Linked DNA regions of Homo sapiens: regions 1 and 2 are each linked to region 3. A link is a loop called in an ENCODE intact Hi-C map of the cell type or tissue named here. Cell type or tissue: B cell. All regions are shown on one strand.

What was found. Peaks named below come from ENCODE experiments on the same cell type or tissue, not always from the same donor. Only the 100,000 strongest peaks of a DNase experiment are listed, where the experiment ranks them.
Region 1: a loop joins it to region 3, with 24 times the contacts of the local background. A loop is called at or near these places in 2 of 110 quality-filtered maps.
Region 2: a loop joins it to region 3, with 25 times the contacts of the local background. A loop is called at or near these places in 15 of 110 quality-filtered maps.

What each region holds. Positions count from the first base shown.
Region 1 is chr13:45,043,501-45,051,500 of GRCh38, forward strand. It overlaps LOC105370188 (a long non-coding RNA gene), which reads right to left and starts at 4,514. Exons shown (of 3, transcript XR_941935.2): 1 at 4,443-4,514; 2 at 3,093-3,241; 3 at 2,666-2,965. LOC107984596 (a long non-coding RNA gene) reads left to right here and starts at 4,647. Exons shown (of 3, transcript XR_001749861.1): 1 at 4,647-4,736. In B cell, CTCF peaks have their summits at 3,994 (motif pointing right) and 4,194; DNase peaks (open chromatin) are centred at 4,011 and 5,521; H3K4me3 peaks cover 515 bases; H3K27me3 peaks cover 443 bases.
Region 2 is chr13:44,645,470-44,653,469 of GRCh38, forward strand. It overlaps LINC00407 (long intergenic non-protein coding RNA 407), which reads left to right. Exons shown (of 4, transcript NR_149082.1): 2 at 6,296-6,399. Among named protein-coding and RNA genes, the nearest start is that of LINC00407, 9.1 kb to the left of the region's middle. RefSeq lists an enhancer at 3,361-4,027. In B cell, a CTCF peak has its summit at 3,202; no DNase peak of the experiment used is centred here; H3K27me3 peaks cover 482 bases.
Region 3 is chr13:44,480,678-44,488,677 of GRCh38, forward strand. All of the region lies in intron 1 of TSC22D1 (TSC22 domain family member 1), which reads right to left. Among named protein-coding and RNA genes, the nearest start is that of TUSC8, 79 kb to the left of the region's middle. In B cell, CTCF peaks have their summits at 3,194 (motif pointing right) and 3,394; DNase peaks (open chromatin) are centred at 3,184 and 4,234; H3K4me3 peaks cover 1,108 bases; H3K27ac peaks cover 753 bases.

The sequences.
Region 1 (8,000 bases), 560 kb after region 3:
CCTGTCTCAAAAAAAAAGAACATTACCCAAATTTTAACATATAATTTCAGTTTCTCAACCTGCTGAATCCCAACCACAGACACCAGGCGGAGAGCCTGCATTCTACCCAGGTAAGACAGGTCATTTGCTGACAGTAAGGAATTGGGGGGACACGGGGTGCTTAAAGATTTGGAATAAACACTGCAGCCCAAGTGAGAGGGACCAAAACAAAGACAAGCAGATGACAGAGCTAAAGTTCCTGGCCTGGGTTAGAAACCGTAGTGTGACATGTCTGTCAGCACAACTGTGCCAAGGTGAATTGCAGCATTGATCCAGGCTGGGAACTTAAGAGAGTAGAATGCCCATTAGGAACACTGAAGTGATTAACACAAATTCCAGAGCAGGTAGTGAAGAAGACAGCCCAGGAGGGGACTGACAAACTGGGAGAGAGGGCTTTGTGAGCTGGAAGGGATGCTACCTCACATTATACCAAAAACTCCTGGAAAAATGCAGAGCTCCTACCTCCTCCCTTGCTGAGGTAGGCACAGCTGTCAGCTCTTTGGATCTCTCACTAATTGTCATAACCCATCTTCCCTTCACGGTCCCATCTGGGTCTCCTCTGCACCTCTCCCTGACCACTTGCTTTTCTCCCTCCACATACAAACATGCTCAAGGCTTTCCCACATTCAAAAACAAAAGAACAGGAACATTGAACCTTCCTTCAAAGACAAGGTTAGATGGACTTAAAGCTCATCTGCTGGCCAGGCACAGTGGCTCATGCCTGTAATCCCGGTACTTTGGGAGGCAGAGGCGAGCGGATCACCTAAGGTCAGGAGTTCAACACCAGCCTGACCAACATGGTGAAACACCATCTCTACTAAAAATACAAAATTAGCCAGGTGTGGTGGTGGGCGCCTGTATCGCAGCTATTCAGGAGGCTGAGGCACGAGAATCACTTGAATCCAGGAGGTGGAGGTTGCAGTGAGCCAAGATCACGCCATTGCACTCTAGTGTGGGCAAAAAGAGCGAAACTCCACCCAAAAACAAACAAACAAACAAACAAAAAACTCATCTGCCATAGAAAATTCTGAAACAGACATATATATAAAGATAGCATTTCAAATCAGTGGGAAAAAAATAGATTACTCAATAAATGGTGTTGAGACTACTGGGTAGACATGTGGGGGAAAAAAATACATTAGATCTCTGTAAATCAAAATAAACTCCAGATAGATTAAACCTTTCTTTCCCCTGGGGCAGAGTCTCGCTCTGTTTCCCAGGCTGGAGTGCAGTGGCGCCACATCAACTCACTGCAACCTCCGCCTCCCAGGTTTAAGCAATTCTCCTGCTTCCGCCTCCCCAGTAGTTGGAATTACAGGCGCACGCCACCACACCTGGCTAATGTTTGTATTTTTAGTAGAGACAGAGTTTCACCATGTTGCCCAGGCTGGTCTTGAACTCCTGACCTCAAGTGATCCACCTGCATTGGCCTCCCAAACTGCTGGGTTTACAGGCGGAGCCACTGCAACTGTATCACATATATATGATACAAAATAAAAGTCTTTTCGGTAATGTTGAAATTGGCAAGAACTTTCTAAGAATAACATAACATCCAGAAGCCCTAAAATAAAACATTGATAGGCCGGGCAGGGTGGCTCGCGAGGCAGGGTGGCTCGTGCCTGTAATCCCAGCACTTTGGGAGACCCAGGTAGGTGGATAACCTGAGGTCAGGAGTTCGAGACCAGCCTGACCAACATGGAGAAACCCCGTCTTTACTAAAAATACAAAACTAGCAGGGCATGGTGGCGCATGCCTGTAATCCCAGCTACTCAGGAGGCTGAGGCAGGAGAATCGCTTGAACCCAGGAGGCAGAGGTTGCAGTGAGCCAAGATCACACTATTGCATTCCAGCCTGGGCAACAAGAGCAAAACTCCGTCTCAAAAAATAAAAATAAAAATAAATTTAAAAATAAAACATTGATAAATTGGTATATATTAAAGAAAAATTCTGCATAGAAAGCATAATCAAAAGACATGAATATTTGCAACTCACATCACAGACAAAAGCCTAAGTTCTTAGCATTTAAACAGCTGATAAAAATAAGAAAATAAAAAAGAACCAGCAAGCTAATAGATAAATGGGCAAAGAATCTGAACACGATTCACAAAAGCAGGTAGTGGGAAATTGGCTCTCTCATGCATTGACAGTCAAATATAAATTAGTGTGGCTTTTTTGTTTTTTTTCTTTTTTAGATGGAGTCTCGCTCTGTCTCCCTACAGTGGCGCGATCTGGGCTCACCACAACCTCTGCCTCCCAGGTTCAAGCAATTCTCCTGTCTCAGCCTCCTGAGTAGCTGGGACTACAGGCACGCACCACTGCGCCCAGCTAATTTTTGTATTTTTAGTAGAGGCGGGGTTTTACCACATTGGCCAGGCTGGTCTTGAACTCCTGACCTCGTGATCTGCCCATCTTGGCCTCCCAAAGTGCTAGGATTACAGGCGTGAGCCACCACACCCGGTGGTGTGGCCTTTTAAAGCCCATTAAAAGAGGCCTGGTTAAATACATTGTTACCTCCATTCTACCTCTATTCTACACTGCTATTTAAAAGAATGAGTCAGTTCTATATATCCATCTCCAAGATATAATAAGAATACTGAAGTGTAGAATCATGTGTTACCAAAAAAAAAAGTAAGGAGGGCCTACTCGGTGCTCTCTCCACTTGGATGATCCGCGAGCACTTCAAACACACACAGCAGGACCAAAGGATAATTCAATATTTGCTTTAAATCAAAATCTGCCTATAGAAGCAAAGAATATCTCTGGGAGAAGGCACAAGAAACCAGTAAGTATAGCTGTCATATTCCAACCTCTTCCCCTAATATTCCCTCTTTCTATGAATCAGAAGCACAGACAACAAAGTCGCCCAATCCAGGGCCGGAGAGTCATTCTGGAACTTGGTTAAGAACGTAATGCCATAGAAACAAATCTGTAAAATTCAAATTTGATGACATTACTCACCTACTTAAAGTCATTCATTTCTGCCACCCTCCTCACACCCCTTCCCTCCCTCCCCCTGCCCAGTGAAGAGCCTGTTCCTGCAAGGAGGTGCCTACCATCTCTGCTCTGGATGCTTGCAAATGTCCCGAAGAGGCTTTCGTATGTGGTCTAATACTGATAGCTGCTTCTCAGGTTTTTCCGCCAGCACTGTCTGTGTACCTGCTTCTGCCTGAAGAGCTGTTTGGAAGGTAGCAAGCATATGAACCTAAATGAAGACAGGAATTACTACATGTTATTCTCTGGTTTATTTTGATGACAAAGTCCCCCTACTGATAAAACATTGCATTATTTCATCTTTCAACCTTGAGGGACAGAATCCTTGAAGACCCAGCTCAAAAATGTTCTCTAGCGCCGGGCGCGGTGGCTCATGCCTGTAATCCTAGCACTTTGGGAGGCCGAGGCCGGCAGATCACGAGGTTAGGAGATCGAGACCATCCTGGCTAACACGGTGAAACCCCGACTCTACTAAAAATACAAAAAAATAGCCAGGCGTGGTGGCGGGCGCGCGCCTGTAGTCCCAGCTATTAGGAAGGCTGAGGCAGGAGAATGGCGTGAACCCGGGAGGCGGAGCTTGCAGTGAACCGAGATCGTGCGACTGCACTCCAGCCTGGGCGACAGAGCGAGACTCCCTCAAAAAAAAAAAAAAAAGGCCCCTAGCTCGATAGCTTACACAGCTTTCCCAGCCAGTAGGTCACCCCACTGTCATTCTTCCATTAGCTCTTGGGACTGTTATGCGCTGTTTACTTGTTTTGCAACGGATTATGAACTGCGTGAAGGCAATATCCTATCTTTTGTATTAGTATTATTTCTAGGGCCTAGCTGAAATATAATAGATACTCAGTGAACTTTGTAGGAGGGAGGGAGGGATGGATACATTAAAAGAAATGGAGAAAGTCTTCTTAAATCCTAACAGTACAAACTTGAGTTCTTTTCTAGGTGAGGTAGACCTGGAAATGTTAGCGATTCCACAAGGCGGCACTAGAGTTCCACCTGTCTCCCTCCGCCGAGAAAAGCCGGAGCCAACTAAGTCTTGCCCCGGCTGGTACCTTGTAGCAGATGCCTGCTTTAGCCGAGTAAGCCAAGAAAAATGATTTGAATGAGGACTGAGGGAGGAATGAGTGCAGGGAGGCCACAACACTGTTATGGTAAAGAAATGATCATTTTAAAGGGACTTCAATAGAAAGCCCCCCACCCCCATCTCTGGACAACATCCTACTCCTAGCGCTGGGAGCCATGTATCCAAACAATAGGGTATTCTTTTCTCAGTCCAGTTTTTCCGCCTCCTCTAATTAAGCAAAACACTAAGGCTCATAAAATATTGGGTTATCATTCTAGCTCCACAGTATTTCCCAATTGAGTGCTCTCTTCCTTATTCCATGATAGATCACAGCTGTCACAAATATTACCATTTCCTCCTTGGTAACCTCCCAAGAGGTCACTGAAACTTTCATCCTGGACCTCTGAACCCTAGATTTCTGTGTAGGCTGACAAGAAAGAAAAAAAATCCTTTTAAATTTCAAATATATATGTAACTCCTATGAGAGACCTGGAAATGTAACCATGGAAACCAGAGCATGAGTGTAACCATGGAGACCCATTGAAACCAGCTGGGCCATTACCATCTAGAAGCTGGTGGGGATGTGGCAATTAGAAGGACTGTTAGCCCTAGTTAATGTGGTCAAGTGATGTCAATTGTTTAGGTGAGTGTTTTACAGACATTTAAGTAATTTCTGGGTACTGCCAATGCTTTAAAATGTTCGACAGAAGGCCTTTTCATAGGACTTCCTATGTTAGACTAATTTCTGAAGGATCCTCCACATCTTTCTCCCCAACCCTCTTACCACACCTCCAGAGTCATGACTTAATCAGTCATTCATTCAGCAGACACACGCTAATTGCCTTGTAATCACCTTGGTGTGCTGGGCACTACTGGATCCCATCGTATACATTATATAATATGGTGTATATACAGATATATACATTATCTGTATATATCCCAGTTCATATACATTGTCTGTCCTAGCAGCTTTAATGCCCAGGCAAATCCTGAATAAAAGGGTCCATTTATCAAGAGGCTTCTTTACCAGAATCTGTCAGAATTTGGGTTTGTGCTTTCAGTAAGTGAGATGAGAACTAGACTTCTTTCATTTTGAAGGAAATGTTCATTATTCCAATGTCATAGAAGTCCTTCACAAAGTCAGACCATTCTCTCCGTCCCATTTCTTTTCTTCTTTCCCTGTGTGCATTACAACCCCATCACTCCTCTGGCAACCACAGGTTCAAAGGCCTTGATGACAGTTTGTCAGGGGAGCTGCTTTGTTGTGTGTTTTGAACACCAGTGTGGTGAAAAGGTAGAGTGCAGTGTCAAATCACCTGTGCCTGCCACTTACCCGTGTGTCACCCTAGACAAGCTATTAAACCTTCCTAAGCCTCAAGTTTCCTCATCTATAAAGAGGAAATAAAACCAATCTCTTTAGGTTATTCAGTGACAACTTCACTCAACTGTGAAACTTTAAACTGCTACCAAGTTTTATCTTCTGGTTTTATCTTTACTTCCCGATATCACTCAGCAGTCTTTCATGTTCTTAGCCCTTTCTCCTATTTTACTCAACAGGTGGTCTAAATGTTTACAACTTCCAACAGTGCATTCAAAACCAGCCGAGCATGGTGGCTCACGTGTGTAATCCCAGCACTTTGGGGGGCCAAGGTGGGAGGATCACTTGAGCCTAGGAATTTGAGGACGGCCTGGGTGAGACCTAGTGAGAACCCATATCTACAAAACAAATTTTAAAATTAGCTGAGTGTGCCTGTAATCCCAGCTACTCAGGAGGCTGACGTGGGAGGAGGACTTGAGCCTGGGAGGTGGAGGTTGCAGTGAGCGAAGACTGCACCTCTGCCCTCCAGCCTGGGTGACAGAGTGAGATCCTATCTCAAAACAACAACAAACAAACAAACAACCATCTGTCTCAGCAGAAAATGATGGAGACAATGATGACAACCGCAGTTGTTGTATGAGGCTTATTATATACCAGACACTGTTCTAAGCACTTCACATATTTTAACTCATTTAATTCTTACCACAAGCCATTGAGGATTATTGTCATCTCCATCATACAGATGAGAAAACTGAGGCACAAGGTGTTAGGGAAATTTCCCAAGGTCATAAGCTACAGAATGGCAGAAAAAGCATTTGAACCCTAGTAGTGCCTGCAAAGTCTGCCCTTTCAGCCACTGTTCAATAGTCAGGCTTTCTCTAGTGATAATGTTCACTGTGAATAGAGTCCAACGGATATGAATGAACTCCCTCAGATGTCTCCTGTTCAACGCCAACATCTGCCTGCACTAACCCGCATCTTCATCAGCCCCTAGTCCATGTTTCAGAAGAAAAAACCAGCCTTCCTCTAATCCTCCCACCCCAATTTCAAGTTCCTTGCTCCCTCAGTTACCCCTTTGTTTCTGATCCCCAATCCTTCCTCTCACTTGGCATCTTCCTCTCAGTATGTCAGCAGGTGCAAGCCCATCCTGCCTTATATATTTTTTCCCCATTCTTGAACTTGGCTAAAATGTCCTACCTTACTTTTTAATTTTATTTTATTTTATTTATTTATTTATTAACTTATTTATTTTGAGACAGAGTCTCACTCTGTCGCTCAGGCTGGAGTGCAGCTCACTGCAACTTCTGCTTCCCAAGTTCAAGCGATTCTCATGCCTCAGCCTCCCCCAAGTAGCTAGGACTACAGGCACCCGCCGCCATGACTGGCTAATTTTTGTATTTTTAGTAGAGACAGGGTTTCACCGTGCGGCGCAGGCTGGTCTCGAACACCTGACCTCAAGTGATCTGCCCACCTCGGCCTCCCAAAGTGCTGGGATTACAGGCATGAGCCACCGCGCCCAGCCCCTACCTTACTATTTTCAACACCACTTGAGTCTCTCTGCTTGTTATCCTCTCTCCTCTCCACAGTCAAGTTCCTGGCTCGAGTTGTCTATGCTTGTCTCCACCCCTTCATCTCCCATGGGTGCTGCACCCTCTGAGGTCTGGTTTCCTCACTTTACTGCAGTTGCTCTCCCGGTGGCCCCCAAGGTTGCTAAAATAAATGGCTTTGTATTTATTTATTTTTATTATTTATTTATTTTTTTTTTTTTTTGAGATGGGGTCTCGCTCTGTCACCCAGACTGGAGTGCAGTGGCGCGATCTCAGCTCACTGCAAGCTCCGCCTCCCGGGTTCCTGATAAATGGCTTTTTAAAAGCCTCAGTCCCACTTCTCTCTGTAGCATTTAACTCTGTTGATCACTTTCTCCCCTTTAAAACCTTCGCCTCCCTTGGCCTGACCTTCTTCTGTGCTTCCACTCTGGATTTTCCTTCTCTGTCTCCTTTACTGGCTCCTCCCTCATGGCCTATTCCTTACTTTGGGGTATGCTTCTGGACCCTTAACCTGCTCTTCCTCTCTCTGGGCGCTGTCAGTATCATGTCTGTATCTTCAACTAAGCCTCCATTCTGAATTCACATCAATGGATAAAAATGGCAATTGACTATCTCAGCTGCGTGATCTGTGGACTCCCCATCCTCAACTCAACACTGCATCCACCCAGAAGCCCAAGTCACAATATCTGAAGTCATTCTCCAGTCCTTCATCCCTCTGACAGGCATCCCCATGACCCCTCATATATAGCTTTCTGTTCCTTGTCCTGACCCCTCCACTACTGCCTTAGTCATCCTTTCTCTCCTAAAATATTAAAATCACCTCACCAGTCTCCCTTCTCCTTAAGCCTCAACCGTAAGGATACCAGTGAGATCTTTCTAATATGCATATCACTCCATTCCACAAAACCAAAAGATCCCTAATGCCAACATAATGAAACCAATTCCTTTGCATATGACCTGACTCCCATCTCTCTCTCCAGCCTCACCAGTTGTCTGGCCACCTCCCTAACCCCTGCCTTTCTAGCACCGTGGCTACAGTACT
Region 2 (8,000 bases), 160 kb after region 3:
CTTTATGTTTTTTTCTGTGCTGGGGCTCAAAGAAGAGGCCTTTTGTTACAGAAACTCTTCATTTGTGCTTATGGTAAAGGACGGGGGAATGGAAATTTCTTTTCTCCTCTTGGGACAAGCAGAGTATTTCCCCTCATGGCTGCCTTTGCTGCCATAACTTCTATGAAACATCCCACTCTTCAGCTCCCGAAGGGGAGCCATTGGTCCTAAGGGTAAGGTACCACTTTTTTGTTAATGCCTCTATGAAAGATTTACCTATCTTGTAACAACAACGACAACAACACTATAGGAACAAAACAACAAACTAATACATAGATAGCACTATGCATTTTAAAATGAAGGGATCTGAAATGCACCTCAGTAGCATAAAAATTATTCCAAGCGGCCGGGCGCAGTGGCTCCCGCCTGTAATCCCAGCACTTTAGGAGGCTGAGTTGGTTGGATCACCTGTGGTCGGGAGTTCGAGACCAGCCTGGCCAACATGGTGAAACCCTGTCTCTACTAAAAATACAAAAATTAGCTGGGCATGATGCTGGGCGCCTATAATCCCAGCTACTTGGGAGGCTGAGGCATGATAATCGTTTGAACCTGGGAGGCGGAGGTTGCAGTGAGCTGAGATTGTGCCATTGCACTCCAGCCTGGATGACAAGAACGGAAGTCTGTTTCAAAAAAAAATATTTCAAGCTAAAAGCATCTGAAGAAGTAGCAGCCGTGAAAAAGGAAACCTTTTCTAAACTTCATTTTGCTGACTTAAGCAGGATCTTCCAAAAATTATAGCTGCCATAAATTCCCTCTCCAGGGGGTTTACAGCCAGCAAGGAGACTAACCATTAGTACTGGGATGAGCAATTGCTTAAACAAATTATCTGAAACTGTCATACCTTTCATTTGGTCTTCCATGGAAGCCCTTTCTCCTGCCTCCTTTTTCTCTATGTAGTTGGTATAAACTCCTATCTCTAGCTGCTTGAGGAGCCATTTCTTTTTCTTTTTCTTTTTCTTTTTTTTTTTTTTTAGAGATAGGTTCTCATTCTGTCACCCAGGCTGGAATGCAGTGGCACCTTCATAGCTCACGGCAGCCTTGAACTACTGGACTGTAGCCATCCTCCCACCTCAGCCTCCCAAATAGGTAGGACCACAGGCGTGCACCACCACACCCAACTAATTTTTATTTTTATTTTTTTGTAGAGATGTGGTCTTGCTATGTTGCCCGGGCTCAAATAATCCTCCCACCCAATCCCAAAGTGCTTGGGATTACAGGTGTGAGCCACTGTGTCCAGCCTTGAGGAACTATTTAATCTAGAGGCTCCTACCCACATAATAAACTTTGTCTTCTCTCTGTTAATCTGTCTACAGTCAGTTAAATTTGTAAGCCCCTAGCCGCTGAACCCAAGCTGGAAGAGGAAAAGCTTTTATCCCAACAATATTATCTCACTTAACACTCACAGCAGCCCTATTGTACTCCCATTTTTCAGATAAGGAAACCAAGTCTTTGAGAGGTTAGGAAACTTATTCAAGACCACACAGTCATTAAATGGCAGAGTTGGGGTTTGAATACTTATTGCTTGAAATAGGGAAAACACAGCTGATTGTTCTGATACACTAAATGCACAATGTCCTGGAACAGCTGGGTTATTGATCCTATTTTCCTTTTTTTTTTTTTTTTTTGAGACAGGGTCTTACTCTGTCACACAGGCTGGAGTGCAGTAGTGCGACCTCAGCTCACTGCAACCTCTGCTTCCCTTGCTCAAGCAATCCTCCCACCTCAGCCTCCTGAGTAGCTGGGACCACAGGTGCACACCACCATGCCCGACTAATTTTTTGTATTTTTTTTGTAAAAACAGGGTTTTGCCATGTTGCCCAGACTGATTGATTCTATTTCCTTGTTCCTTTGATATTTAAAGGTATGAGGGCAGAGCTGCAGAACAGGTTGGAGGCAGCAGCTTGGTTCCAGACAACTCAACAAAAGGAGATTTCAGAGGGAGAGTATCTGAAGTTAAGAGCCAACTGAACATTGTGTTATGTTAGTACCTGTGGTCAGGCAGCAAACTGAGAAGGAAGAGGGAAAAAAATATGGTCATGTACATAAGTATGGTCCTACACCAGCTTAGGGGCCCAGAGATCCCCCCTGAGAGATTGTTCTTGGACCAGAGGTTCACAACCTTAGTCTTGTCATGACACCCAACAGAGGTGAGGATTTTAGGCACAAACCCCTCCTCAATCTCATGCCCAGGAAGCTCATGGAATAGACCTGAGTGAGATTTATTTATTTATTTATTTATTTATTTATTTATTTATTTAGAGACCAAGTCTCACTCTGCCACCCAGGCTGGAGTATAGTGGTACAATCTCGGCTCACTGCAACCTCCACCTCCCCAGTTCAAGTGATTCTTCTGCCTCAGCCTCCCAAGTAGCTGGGATTACAGGTGCCCACCACCATGTCTGGCTAATTTTTATATTTTTAGTAGATACAGGGTTTCACCATGTTGTCCAGGCTGGCCTCAAACTCCTGAACTCAGGTGATCCACCCACCTCGGCTTCCCAAAGTGCTGGGATTACAGGTGTGAGCCACTGCGCCCGGCCAAGCAACATGTTCTTTTAAGCGCCACTAATCTGCTCACATTTATTTAATAATAATAATAATGGTAGCTACTAATAAACACTCTGCAGCTTGGTTATTAGCAAGGTGTGTGCAGCATCTACCTGGACTATGGAAAACCAGTCGTTTGGTCCACCAGGAAAGTGCCCCTTTGTACTGTGGTCCATCTGATTCCAAAGAGAATGAATGGCCACAAAAGGTGGTAGTCACTGCCTCCTCTCCCAGATGCCAGGCTTGACCTCTCTGGGCATCTTCTCATAGCCCTGGTTGCTTTGCACCTTGGCATGCAAAGACAAACACCAGCACGGAGAGGCACCATTCTGCATAGAGCTGGTACCTACTTTGCTAGTCTTGAGCATGGAGGAAAAACTACAGTCAACAAAATGAAGTTTTCAAGCTAAGAAACAAAGATCAGATTTCAATAATAAAGAGGGAAACTTGGAAAGTCTTAAATTGAGCAATGGCTTTCATGGCCCTTGGGGCTGCCTCTGCAGAGGCAGTTAATCATCCGCCTGAACAATCAAATCAATACCCATGACCTTTCCTTTCAGTTGTTTCTCCTGCTGTCTCTCCCCCTACAGTCAAAGGGAAGATATTGCAATTATTTACTTTAGAAAAGAAACATGAATATAAAGCAAGTTTATAAATTATGTGTTACTAAAATGAAATTCTCTAAGGAAATCATGTTTAGACACTGTAATTATAAGGCATATTTTTGGTAATATTTATAGTTATAACATCTTCACGTGTATCAGTTTATCTGATCTATTATAGTTTCCACCCACTATCTCATACAGAATGTGGGATAAATTACTTCTGAAAGGAGGGAAGTGTTCATTTCTGTATCCTGGATGGGTGGAGATAGGGGAGGGTAAGTGAGCTGATTAAACTTTCACAAGTCAGTTCACTGAGCAAAGTATCCTGTATCCTCCAGAATATCTTACAGTCATAACTCTACTGACATGTTCTGAAATTAAACTCAAAAGACTCAAAACCTGTGATTTTCTACAGATCTTTGATATATTTTTGTAAACTGAAATAGACTGTGATCAGCAGTTGTTTCTCAGACCCATCAAGAATTCATTGTACCTGCAGGAGAGGCCCACACAGTTTGCCTTCTCAAGTTTCTCTTCCAAGAGACAATAAACAATACCTCCCTGCAGAGTGGTGAGAATGAGTTTGCCTCTCAAGTTAAAAGGAGGTGGGAAGTGTGAGGTGAGGTCAGGGAGCACTGTGGCAAAGTCAGCGGCTGAACTTGAAACCCATCCGACAGTTAGGTGTCAATGTTGACTGTGGTTAAAAGAGAAGCCCCACTAAAGGTCCTCAAAGTTGTGGAAAAACTGAAGCACCTTCCTACTCGCCTTTAGCAATCAACTCTTTTAATAGCAGCATGAAATTTTCTTATGACCAAACCTTTCTTGGCCATGAAAAACCATGGCCGAGTGAATAATTATTTATTTAAATAGGGCCTGGTCATCTGCTTTGTGCTTTTTCTGGGTGTCTTCCTCTAGAAAGCCCTCCTTGCACTTCTGTCGGGGGCTGAGGGTCCCCTATCTGAAGTCTTGTAGCACTCCGGCTTGCCTCTAAGCCTTCACTGTATCGAGATTTTCTGTTCATGGGGTCATTATGGAAGGGGGGCGCAGCGGGGAGAGGAATCACCATTGATAGTGTTTGTAAAATGTGTCATTGATAGTAAAATGACAAGGGTACAAAGGCAGCAGTAGTATGCATGGAGAGGAGATGACCAACAAATTCAACAGAAATTTTAGACATGAAGTCCATAGACCTTGGCTATTGATTGTATGGGCAGACCTGAGGGATAGGGAGGGATAAGCTTAAGTGATGGGTGGATGGTATTATCACATAGGGAGCTAAGGAATATAGAGAATGTGGAGCTTCAAGCAGTGAGGCCAGAAGAAGATAATGAGTCATTGTTGGCCATGCTGATGTTGAGGTTCTGTGGGTCTTGTATGCATATGGGAAGTGGTTGGGTATAAGACTGGAGCTGAAACAGAGGTTAGGACTGGAAATGTAGATTTGGGCTTTCTGGTGACCATGGAGGTGGGCTGTTGGGATATCCTGATGGGAGAACCTGCTACTAGGAGTGTAGTTGGCAGACTTTCTTCTCCTTTACTCCAGTCTGGGGCTCTTCCTTCCTACCCAATCCTCTTTCCTGCCCCTTTTCCTTTCACAGATATCTGATTGGTACAATGGTCTGAAGGCTGGCCCTGCCTTCTTTTGCTCCCTCTCTTCTTTATCTCTTGCAGGCATTTCTCCCAATAATGCCTGGTACCTCTCATTCCCTTTTGGTGTCTGCTTCTTGGAGAGACTGAACTGACACAGAAGTCATTGATATGCAGGTAGCTAATAATTAAAAGAATGGGAGCAAATCGGACATCCCTGGGAGAACATATAGAATGAAAACAAAAATGTTGAAATGTTAAAATTAATAAAAAGATTGAGGAGAAGAACTCACACGTAGGTAGTGATAAGGGTTTCCTGGGGCTAGACCACGTGGGTTTGAGGCAGGTCCCACCTCTTCTGAGCTTTGTCACTCTTAGCAGATTGCTTAGCCTTTCCCAGCATTGCTTTCTTTGTATAGGAAAGGGGGGAAATAATAGTACTCATTAAAGATTTGGGTGGGCATGGTGGCTCATGCTTGTAATCTCAGCAATTTGGGAGGCTGAGGCGGGAGGATGGCTTGGGACCAAGAGTTTGAGACCAGCCTGGGCAGCATAGGGAGAACCCTATCTCTACAAAAGATAAAAATGTATTCAGGTATGGTGGTGCGTGCCTGTAGTCCTAGCTACTTGGGAGGCTAAGGCAGGAGGATTGCTTTAGCCCAGGAGTTTGAGGTTACAGTGAGTTATGATCATGCCAGCCTGGGTGACAGAGCGAGACCCTGCCTCTTAAAAAAAAAAAAAAAAGTTTGTTGTGTAGATTAAAATGAGCTAATATATGTAAAGTGCTTAGAAAACCACCTGCACAAATTAAGGCCAGAGTGCAGGTTGGTCACTATCATCAGGTGGAATGGATGAGGAGCTCCAGAGTAGCCAGGAAGGGGAGGACTCAAATGGCAGCAACACAGAGCCAAGGAAGTGGAAGTTTCAAAAAGAACACAGTCTCCAAAGTTATGAAGAACTGAGGAGAAGAAGAAGGTGAAATAACATCCAGTAGGCCTGGAAATGAATGATGACCTTGGCAAGGGCTGCCTCAGTGGCATGAGGAAGCTGAAAGCCAGAGGACAGTGGCTTGTGTAGGGAGAGTAGACAGTCTCCACTCCTTCCAGAGCCTGGCTTGGAAGTAAAACAGAGTGAGAGGGTTGTGGTCGGTCAGATGGGGGCGCTCAAGAGCCCAGGAGGAAAGTCAAGCTTCTTTATAGGCAGAAAGTAATATGGTACCTGAAGACAGGAATAGAATGATGTTTTGGATGGCAGGGTGTTCTTAGGAATCAGGAAGGTGGGCTCCCAAGCACAGGAGGAATGGATCTGGCCAGCAGGAAGGATGGCTAATGTTCTGAGACCCAGTAGGTAAGAATGAGGATAGACTACAAGGTCAGAGGACAGAAGCATGAAGGCATTTCCAAGAGTGCATCTGTAAATCTGAAGAGGGCTGAAGTGGGGAAGGCAATCTGAAAAAAGCGAGGGAAAAAACAAAACAAAACATTTCACTGATATGTGTGACCCTTTTCACCTAGCAGTGAAGGAAACTCATGTTGACTGAACACCTCCCCTGGGATGTGTGGGACCTGGGATGAGAACTTTCACATAGCTGCTGTGTTCATGTCCATCACCACCCTGTGAGGTAGGTATATTATTCCCATTTCACAGATGAGGAAAGCTGAGGCTCAAAGATTGAGTCATTGGTCTAAGATGTACAAGGTCTAGCAGAGCGCTCGATAAGTAATTGTTGAATGAATGGACTGCACAGATCATGCTCTCCAACGGGTTGTATACTTGTGTGATGCTTTTCCCCAAAGGTCTTTTTACTGTTGAAAGGATTCTTATATAGTTAAGTCTTGGATCAGTCATAACCTCCAAAAATGTGACAGTACTGAAAAACACAAAAAGTGGCTGGACAAGGAAATGCCTGTGCTACCTTATTTACCCCAAACAGAAAAGCTACTTAAAAGATTATGACTGACTGGGAAATGTGATTTGGTTGGACAAAAGCACTTGAAGCTCTAGTCCCTAACAATTCCATCCAGGACCTCCCTGAGAGTCAGAATTGATGTGTGGATTGTTTTAGTTTGACTGTTAATAATATCTGGATGAAAATGCCTGCCAAAACATTTCACTGGGGGATTTAGAATATGCTTTCCAAGTCTACAACTGAAGGGCAGCAGCCGATGTTAATGTGTGCCTGTTGGCATTCGCCAGTTCATCTGGCCAAATGACAAATCACCATCGTGTCCTCAAGAACACTGTGTGTTCTTGATAGTTTTAAGTCAAAATGTAATTGTGGTTCTTCTTGTAATTATACCAGTCAGAAAGAGAATGGTACAAATAATAAAATTTAAGGTAATAAATGAATAGAGGACTAGATTCCAAGTTCATTGTGGGCAGGGATTGGGTCTTATTTAAATTTTTATTATTCATTTTATTTTTTTAATTTTTAAACATTATTATTATTATTATTATTATTGAGATGGAGTCTTGCTCAGTAACCCAGGCTGGAGTGCAATGGCATGATCTCGGTTCACTGCAACCTCCGCCTCCCAGTTTCAAGCAATTCTCTTGCTTCAGCCTCCCGAGTAGCTGGGATTATAGGCGCCTGCCACCATGCCTGGCTAATTTTTGTATTTTTAGTAGAGATGGGGTTTCGCCATGTTGGCCAGGTTGGTCTCGAACTCCTGACCTCGGGTAATCCACCCACCTTGGCCTCCCAAAGTGCTGGGATTACAGGCATGAGTCACTGCACCCCAGTATTCATTTTAGAGGATTGGCCCAATGCTTGGCACACAATGTGTGCTAAGTGAATTCTTGCTGAATTAAGTTGAACTGCATCAACGTTGTAGACAGTGGAGTGGTCAGAGATCTGTAAACCATTTAAACCTGCTTCATTTTTCTTCAAGAGCAGAGCACAGAACTGTCACACAAAGCTGCTGTGTACATAAACACTCTAATTCATTATTGAGGTTCAAAATGAATTATTAATCTCTGAAAATAGTCCATAGCCAGGGTTGGCTGTCAGTGAAGCAGGAGAAAGGGTAACTAATCTTCCTGAATTGTATCCTTTCTTTCCCATCTTCAAGTCTTTGTGTTTGCAGCTCTTTGGTGCTGTGATTTCAATTCTCATTCTATCCCTGACTTACTGTTTGACCTCAAAATGAGTCACTTAATTTTAGTTAATAGCTAAGTTTCCCGTTCAGTGAGAGCCAAAGGGACCTGGCTCTATCATTAGCT
Region 3 (8,000 bases):
GATATGTTCACAGGGAAATTGAAGACACTCCAGACAACTCTAGAATTTCTACAAAGGAGTCCAGGGACAGGGGTTAGGAGACACTTCTTGAGGCCAAGTTTCCATACTAACCACACTCCTTTTACATAAATGTTTGTTTTTTGGTTGTTTTACATAGATTGTATGCTTACTCAGTGAAGCTTTCATGTGTAACAGGTCATAGAGATTATGGGGGGCTGCTGCCTACACCCTCTTCCCCTTGTGTTATGAGCGGCTGAATTGGGTTCCACAGATAAATTGGGTCGCTGGAGTACAAAGAAAACCTACTATAAAAAGAAGGGAGGCCAAGCAACAGAACCTAGGGAAACACCAACGTTTAAGAGAGCTGGGGAGAGAAGCCAAACAAATAGTAAATGAGACTGAAAAGGAGAAGGCCAAGAGACAGAAGGAGAACCAGAAGAGACTGGTGCACTGGAGCCAACAGAGGAGAACTTCAGGAAGTAACAGGCAGCAATGCCAAAGATACAGAGAGATCAAATGAGACAAGAAGGATGGAAATGGGATCCTCGGGGCTTGAGACTTCGCAGTTAGGAAGTCATTGGTGACATCTGCAGAAAAAGCTTGGGGTGGGAGGTGGTAAGGAAAAAGGAACAGCCACACCACAGCAGTGTAGATGAATGGGTAAAATGAGGAAGACAGGTAACTGGTGAGGGGTGGGTGGTTCTGGTTCACTTAGGTTGTCAATAAAGTGGAAAAGATTAAACAAGAGATGATATATCCTGATAAAGCAAAGTCCCAGAGAACACAGGAAGGAATGAGCTATTTACCATTTGACATAGAAATTTAAATTAGCGTGTGATGAGAACACTAGCCTCAGTCAGTGTAATAACTGTGATACAGACACTTTCATTTGTTCATTCAAATATTTACAAGCATCTACTATGCTCAGGAACAATACTCGGTGCTGATCATTTACCAACAGAGCCCACCTAACTCCACCCACCCTGAAGGCTGGATATATCTACAGTCGTGGTCCATGATGCTGGCAGATAACATGAAATCAACAAATACTTCTAATAATCCACAAGTGGATTTCATCCTCTTTATGTCCTCCTAGAATGTGCAATGGGCCATACTACCAAAAAATTATAGCAATAATAACAAAGTCGGTGGGGGACATGCAATCTAGGTCCAATGTAGAAAGTATTCCTCCTTTGAATTAAAAAAAATTCTGTATATTTAGCAATCACATACAAATATTACTGACTGAACCATTATTCCCAGTTAAAACTCTTCACGTTTCTATTCCATCCTCAATTATACTTCTTAAGATGTCACAATTTCTTTGTTCCTTCTCAAACTCCATCAGCTTTTCAAATATAAAGGGTGCTTAATATATTTTTATTTTCATATAAGTAATATAAAGCAAAATTATGGAAACACGTGCATGTTAGTAAATTTGCAGTATGTTATAAAAGAATTGACATCTATGCTGTTAGTCTACTAAGTGCCAAGAATGACTTTATACATACATTATATAATTTAATCCTCAAAACAACTCATTTTCAGGTGAAGAGATTGAGCTTTAGAGAGGTTAGCCAGGTGCAGTGGCTCACGCCTGTAATCCAGGCACTTCGGGAGGCTGAGGCAAGTGGATCACCTGAGGTCAGGAGTTCGAGACCAGTCTGGCCCACATGGCAAAACCCCATCTCTACTAAAAATACAAAAAAAAATTAGCCAGGCATGGTGGCACACACCTGTAATCCCAGTACCTCAGGAAGCTGAGGCCAGAGGATCGCTTGAACCTGGGAGGCAGGGGCTGCAGTGAGCCGAGATCACGCCACTGCACTCCAGCCTGGGCAACAGAGTGAGACTCCATCTCAAAACAAAACAAAACAAAAAACTCAGTAGAGAGGTTAAATAACCTCAAGTTACACTGCTAGTAACTGACAGAGCTGAGACTGAAGACTCAACTTTGTTGTTTCTGCTCTACCATACTACCCTTTACTCTAAATGATATGCAGAAACAAACAGTAAACATTTTGAACATTTATATTCTTAAGTTACATATTTTATGTCAAATATTATAGGTTTCATTACCAAAAAAGTTATTAGTTACTAAGATAAAAATATAGTTATTGAAACATTATGTTTACTTTGGATATGTAAACATTGATTAAAATATTAATGATAGCAACTAACATTTATTGAGTGCTTACTAATATGCCAGATGTTATTCCAAGTGCTTTAGAAAGATATTTATGCTTCACAATTATCCCAAGATCATAAATGCAACAAGTGCTAAAGCCGGTATTTAAACTCAGAGAATCTAACTTTAAAGCTTATATTCCTAATCAGTACATTATATAAAGCTATTTTTGTAATATTCTTTACATTAAGAAATTTTAAAAAAGTAACTACATTATTTAGATATAGGTTTTCCCCTAAATTACGAATACACTTAATAATGTACGATGCAGAGTTAGACATTCAGTGAATTAACAAGCAACATATTGAGATACAGCTTTCTCTAGACAGTCTTTCAGCTACAAATTGGATGTTCAATTTTAATATCCCAGTCTTTATAACAATTATCAATTAGCAAATTTTAAAACAAGGATGCTTTGTAGAAAGCTAGCACAATCAGCTAGCTTTATTTTAAAATCATGAACTATCAAGAAAATTGTAGGAAATTTGCCATTGCTACTTTAACAAGAATTATGGGCCGGGTGCGGTGGCTCAAGCCTGTAATCCCAGCATGTTGGGAGGCCGAGGCAGACGGATCATGAGGTCAGGAGATCGAGACCATCCTGGCTAACACAGTGAAACGCCGTCTCTACTACAAATACAAAAAATAAATAAAAAAATTAGCCGGGCGTGGTAGCAGGCGCCTGTAGTCCCAGCAATAGGCTGAGGCAGGAGAATGGCGTGAACCCGGGAGGCGGAGCTTGCAGTGAGCGGAGATCGCGCCACTGCACTCCAGCCTGGGCGACAGAGCGAGACTCCGTCTCAAAAAAAAAAAAAAAAAGAATTATGAAACAAGATCTACAAAAATTGGCTGACCCTGAACATAGACAGGATATTATTTGAATAGCTTAAAACGCCCACATTCTACAGACTGGTCAATTAAGTTAAAGGACATGCAGAAAGATGCTGGACTTGGAATATGCCATTGGGAAAAATCCAAACGTACACCAAGAAGTAATTATTCTGACCTAACAGTAGATGGCGCTAATACAACGTATCCTTTTCATTAAAAAATGGTCCATTTAGCCTTCTAGATTATTTTTATGAATGCAACCAGGGCTCTTAAATTAGGTACAATTTGATTCATATAATTTCATTTCTAACCTAATTTTGCTTAAGCTGAACACATAGGTATCTTATACACGAATCTTGGCCCTTTTTAAAAGCATTACTTAAACATAGATTAAAAAGCTACAAAATTTGCTAACAAATAAAACAGACATACATACTATCACAAAGTTTGAAACTGAAAAAAGTAGGAACAGGTTTTAAAAAACCCTCAAAACAAATAGTATCTGAACGTTTTGAGGTTTGAGTAGCCTAAGAGTTTGAAATTATGCCTACAGTTCAACTATGGGAATGCTAAAAAAAATCCCTCAAAAATCTCTAGTCTCTACAGTAACAAGATTTCCATTTCTTACTGTAAAACCCTTTAAGGCTATGAAGAATATACTAATTTCTTGTTGACAAGCAAGGGAACACAGTCCTTCCTCCCTTCCCATACTAGCCCATCCTATATACTTTATAAATAATAGTGCTTCTCAATTCAGAGGTAAATAATGTCTCTGAATGTGAGCACAGAAACATACGTTACTTTAATTAGTCTGGAAGCGGAAAAATGCATAGCTGTGTATTATTATCATGTTAGTCTAGAATGGGAGATGCGGTTGGAGAAGGCAGGAAATGATGGAAATTGTTAAAGGTACAACTAATATTCATGATAAACATATTTAACAATTTATGGCCCAACGCAAACCCTAGAAGTAAATCTAAGTATAGGCCACACCACAGAATAATAGTACATATGCAGCACCACAGAATAATAGTACAGCAGTATCATTAGCTGATGGGCTCTTTCCCACATCGAACCTCAAGCCACACAGGTGGGTATCCCTTCTGCTTACTGGGCTGCATATAAAGGACTGATTACCAGAAGATATTTTAACTGATAACACTGGAATTGTAGAAAATACATGAGCATCTGTGTTTTGACTCCTAGTCCCAACACTTGTATACTATAACTCAGGAAGTCACTTAACTTTCAAATTCGATTTCCTCATTTACAAAATGAAAGTAAAGTGGGATTATATGTAGTGAGAACTGAAAAAGAATAGATATGTAGAGTATGTAAGATGAGTAGTACATAAAGAGTCAATAAATATTGGAGTCCATCCTCTTTCTTTTACCATATTATAGAAGCAATAAGGAGCAGGCAGCAATAATAGTACATATCCACTTAAGCTGACTCCAATCAAGACAATAGTTAGAAAATAAGAGTTTTAAAGAATAGAATGCATGCTGCCCCCCATCACCAAGAACTAATAAAGTACAAGTTTTCTGAAAAATGAGTGCTTAGTATAAGTAAATGAAACTCAAAGCCATAAGCAATAGGCCCTATAAATAGTGACTCCAGCTATGAATCTAAAAGCAATCACCAAGATATATATATGGAAAGTTCTTTTAGTCATATTTCAGTCTTTAATTGTATAGCAATTCTTTCAGTATAACACAAACTTTGTACAAGGTTATTAAAAGTGTTTTTAGTAAGATTTTTAAATTAATCCCATACATAACAAATATTAGACCTCTAGATTACCTTTCTAATTAGAAAGACATTTCAAAAATGTCCTACTAGTTCAGAGAGAACAGATGCCTAGAATAACCTGGAAATGGGTACTCAGATATTTGTAGAACTAGAATAAAATAAAGGCATTTTTCAGATAAGCATAAAAGTTTACCACCATTTGACATTCACTAAAGGAATTCACAAAAAATATTATTTAGGAAGAAGAAAAATACTCCATTAGAAAGGTCTGAGTTACAAGAAAGAACAGTAGGCAAAGAAACTGGTAAACCTGTGGGCCAATCTAAACAAACATTACCTATATAAAATACTGTCAAATTTGTAGAATTATTTAAAGTTAAAATTATGGATAAGAGTATCAAATAAATTGTAGGTAGTAGGGGAAGGTTAGGGTAATTAGTGTTAAACTGTTGTAAGGCTTCTGTATTTTTTCAAGGGGGATGGGTTTTTAAATATGGAATAATTTTAGATTTTGTTAGATGGATTAGACAAAAGTATAAACTAAAGGAACATTAATACATAGCTCCCCAACCAGAAAAGGCGAAAAAGAAAATGTAAATAATCCAAAGCAAAAATCTTAATCTAAAAAAATAAGGCAAGAATGGAGGGCAAAGCATAGAAAAAGCAGGACAAACAGAAGAACAGGGATGGAATAAAGAAATTCAGATCCATAATCACAATAAATATAAACAGACAAGACTCACCAAAGATTTTAAATGTCACCCCCACAAAAAAACAATCCACTATATGATATTTACAAGAAACACACTAAAATATAAGGGCATGCAAATGCTAAAAGATGAAAAGTGGAAGTAGAAAAAGATACCACTGGCAATATTAACCAAAGAAAGGTGGAATAACCTTGTTAAATAAGACAAAATAAATCTAAGCAAAATGCATCATTAGGGTTAAAGAGAATCGTGACATAACAGGCTTCAATGCACCAGGAAGATATAAGAATTCTAAACTTACATGCACTGAATATAGATAAACAGACAAAGAAAAATTTGCTAGAACTCTAAGGAAGTATCAAATAATCTCTATATTACTGTTAGGTCTAGCAGATAAAATTAGTTAAGATACTAAAGATCTAATTAAAGCAATTTAAAAACTTGACTGAATGGACACATAGAGAATCCTCAGCCTCAAAATTAAAGAATTACAGGCATACATGGACAATCTATATAAACTGTTGATGTGCTAAACCATACAGCAAGACCAAATACATTTAAAAGAATCAGTTCATACAACCACGTTTGCTGAACACTATGCAATTAATTAATGTGTAATTCACTAACAAAATGACAAAGCATAAAAGCACCCACACTGGATAATTTCAAAACACTTTAAATAATATGTGGATCAAAAAATAAATCTTAATAGAAACTTAAGACACTTAGAATGAAAAAGAAATGCAGATTTCTAAAATATGCTATGAAGTAGTCAGAAGGAATTGTATAGCTTAAATGCTTATATTATTGTAAATGCTTACAATAAGGTAGAGGATTATAAACTTAGGAAATGTAAAAAAAAAATACCTATAAGGTTTTAAATGCAAAGTTTCTACCATCTACCAAACTGCCAAGTAACAGAAGATGAAACTCTTGTATAAAAACTTTTCTAGAGATTTTACATATATATAAAATTATTTACTCTCCAGCTTATTTTAAGAGGCTAGTAAAACCTTTAAACCAAAATCAGAAAAGCATAGTTAAAAAAAGAAATTACTGGCCAGGTGTGGTGGCTCACGCCTGTAATCCCAGCACTTTGGGAGGCCAAGGCAGGTGGATCACCTGAGGTCAGGAGTTCAAGACCAGCCTGTCCAACATGGCAAAACCCTGTCTCTACTAAAAATACAAAAATTAGCTGGGCGTGGTGATGCACACCTGTAACCCCAGCTACTGGGGAGGCTAAGGCAGGAGAATCACTTGAACCTGGGAGGTGGAGGTTGCAGTGAGCCGCGATCGTGCCACTGCACTCCAGCCTGGGCAACAGAGCAAGACTCCATCTCAAAAAAAAAAAAAAAAAAAAAAAAAAAAAGAAAAGAAAAAGAAATTACCAGCCATTCCTTTTATGAACAATGTAAAAATTCTTAAAAACAAAATTAAAACAAATCTAGTAGTGAATAAAGAGGTATCAGGACCAAACTGAGTTTATCCCAGCAATACAAGAGTAGCTTACCATTAGAAAATCAAGAAAGATCACTTCAAGAGGTTAAAAAAAAAAGATAAATAAATTTCTTGTTAAGAAGAAAACACAGTACACTAAAAGTACAAAAACACTTCTTGGCTAGTCGCATTAGCTCACACCTGTAATCCCAGCACTTTGGGAGGCCAAGGCAGGCGGATCACTTCAGGCCAGGAGTTTGAGACCAGCCCTGGCCAACGTGGCAATACCCCCACTCTACTAAAAATACAAAAATTAGCTGGGCGTGGTGGTGCACGCCTGTAATCCCAGTTATTTGGGAGGCTAAGGCATGAGAGTTGCTTGAGCTTGGGAGGTGGAGGTTGCAGTGAGTTGAGATCATACCACTGCACTCCAGCCTGGGCAACAGATCAAGACTCTGTCTCAAAAGAAAAAAAAAGAAACTTCTTTAATAACATAAAAGATATCTACCAAAATCTACAGAACACATCCTTCTTAATGGTCAAATGTCAGAAGTATTTGTTTCAAAATGAGTAACAAGTACGTGCAGTATCAGCACTCTACTGGTAACTGAAGTCCTGCATTGTCTAATACAATAGCTACTAGCCATACACACACAGCTATGAGGCCTGGAAATACAGCTAGTCCAAACTGAGATGTGCTGTAAGTGCAAAATACACACCAGCTTTTTAAGATTTAGTACCCCCCCAAAAGTAAAATATCTCATTAATTTTATAATGATTACATATTGAAATGACAATTTTGAGTTAAATAAAATAAAGCAAATTATTAAAACTAACTTCACCTGTTTTTTGCTTTTTTTCCACTGTGACTACCAGCCATTTTTAAATTACGCATAAGGCTAACGTTGCATTTCCATTGGATAGTGCTATCCTAATCAGTTAGTAAAACAAGAAAAAAGAACAGAACGAACCAATATTGGAAAAGAAAAAACAAAGCTGTCATTATTCTCAGATGCTATGGTTATCTACACAGAAAAACAAAATAATATATAAAGAATCTGTTAGAATCAATAAGAAGGTTT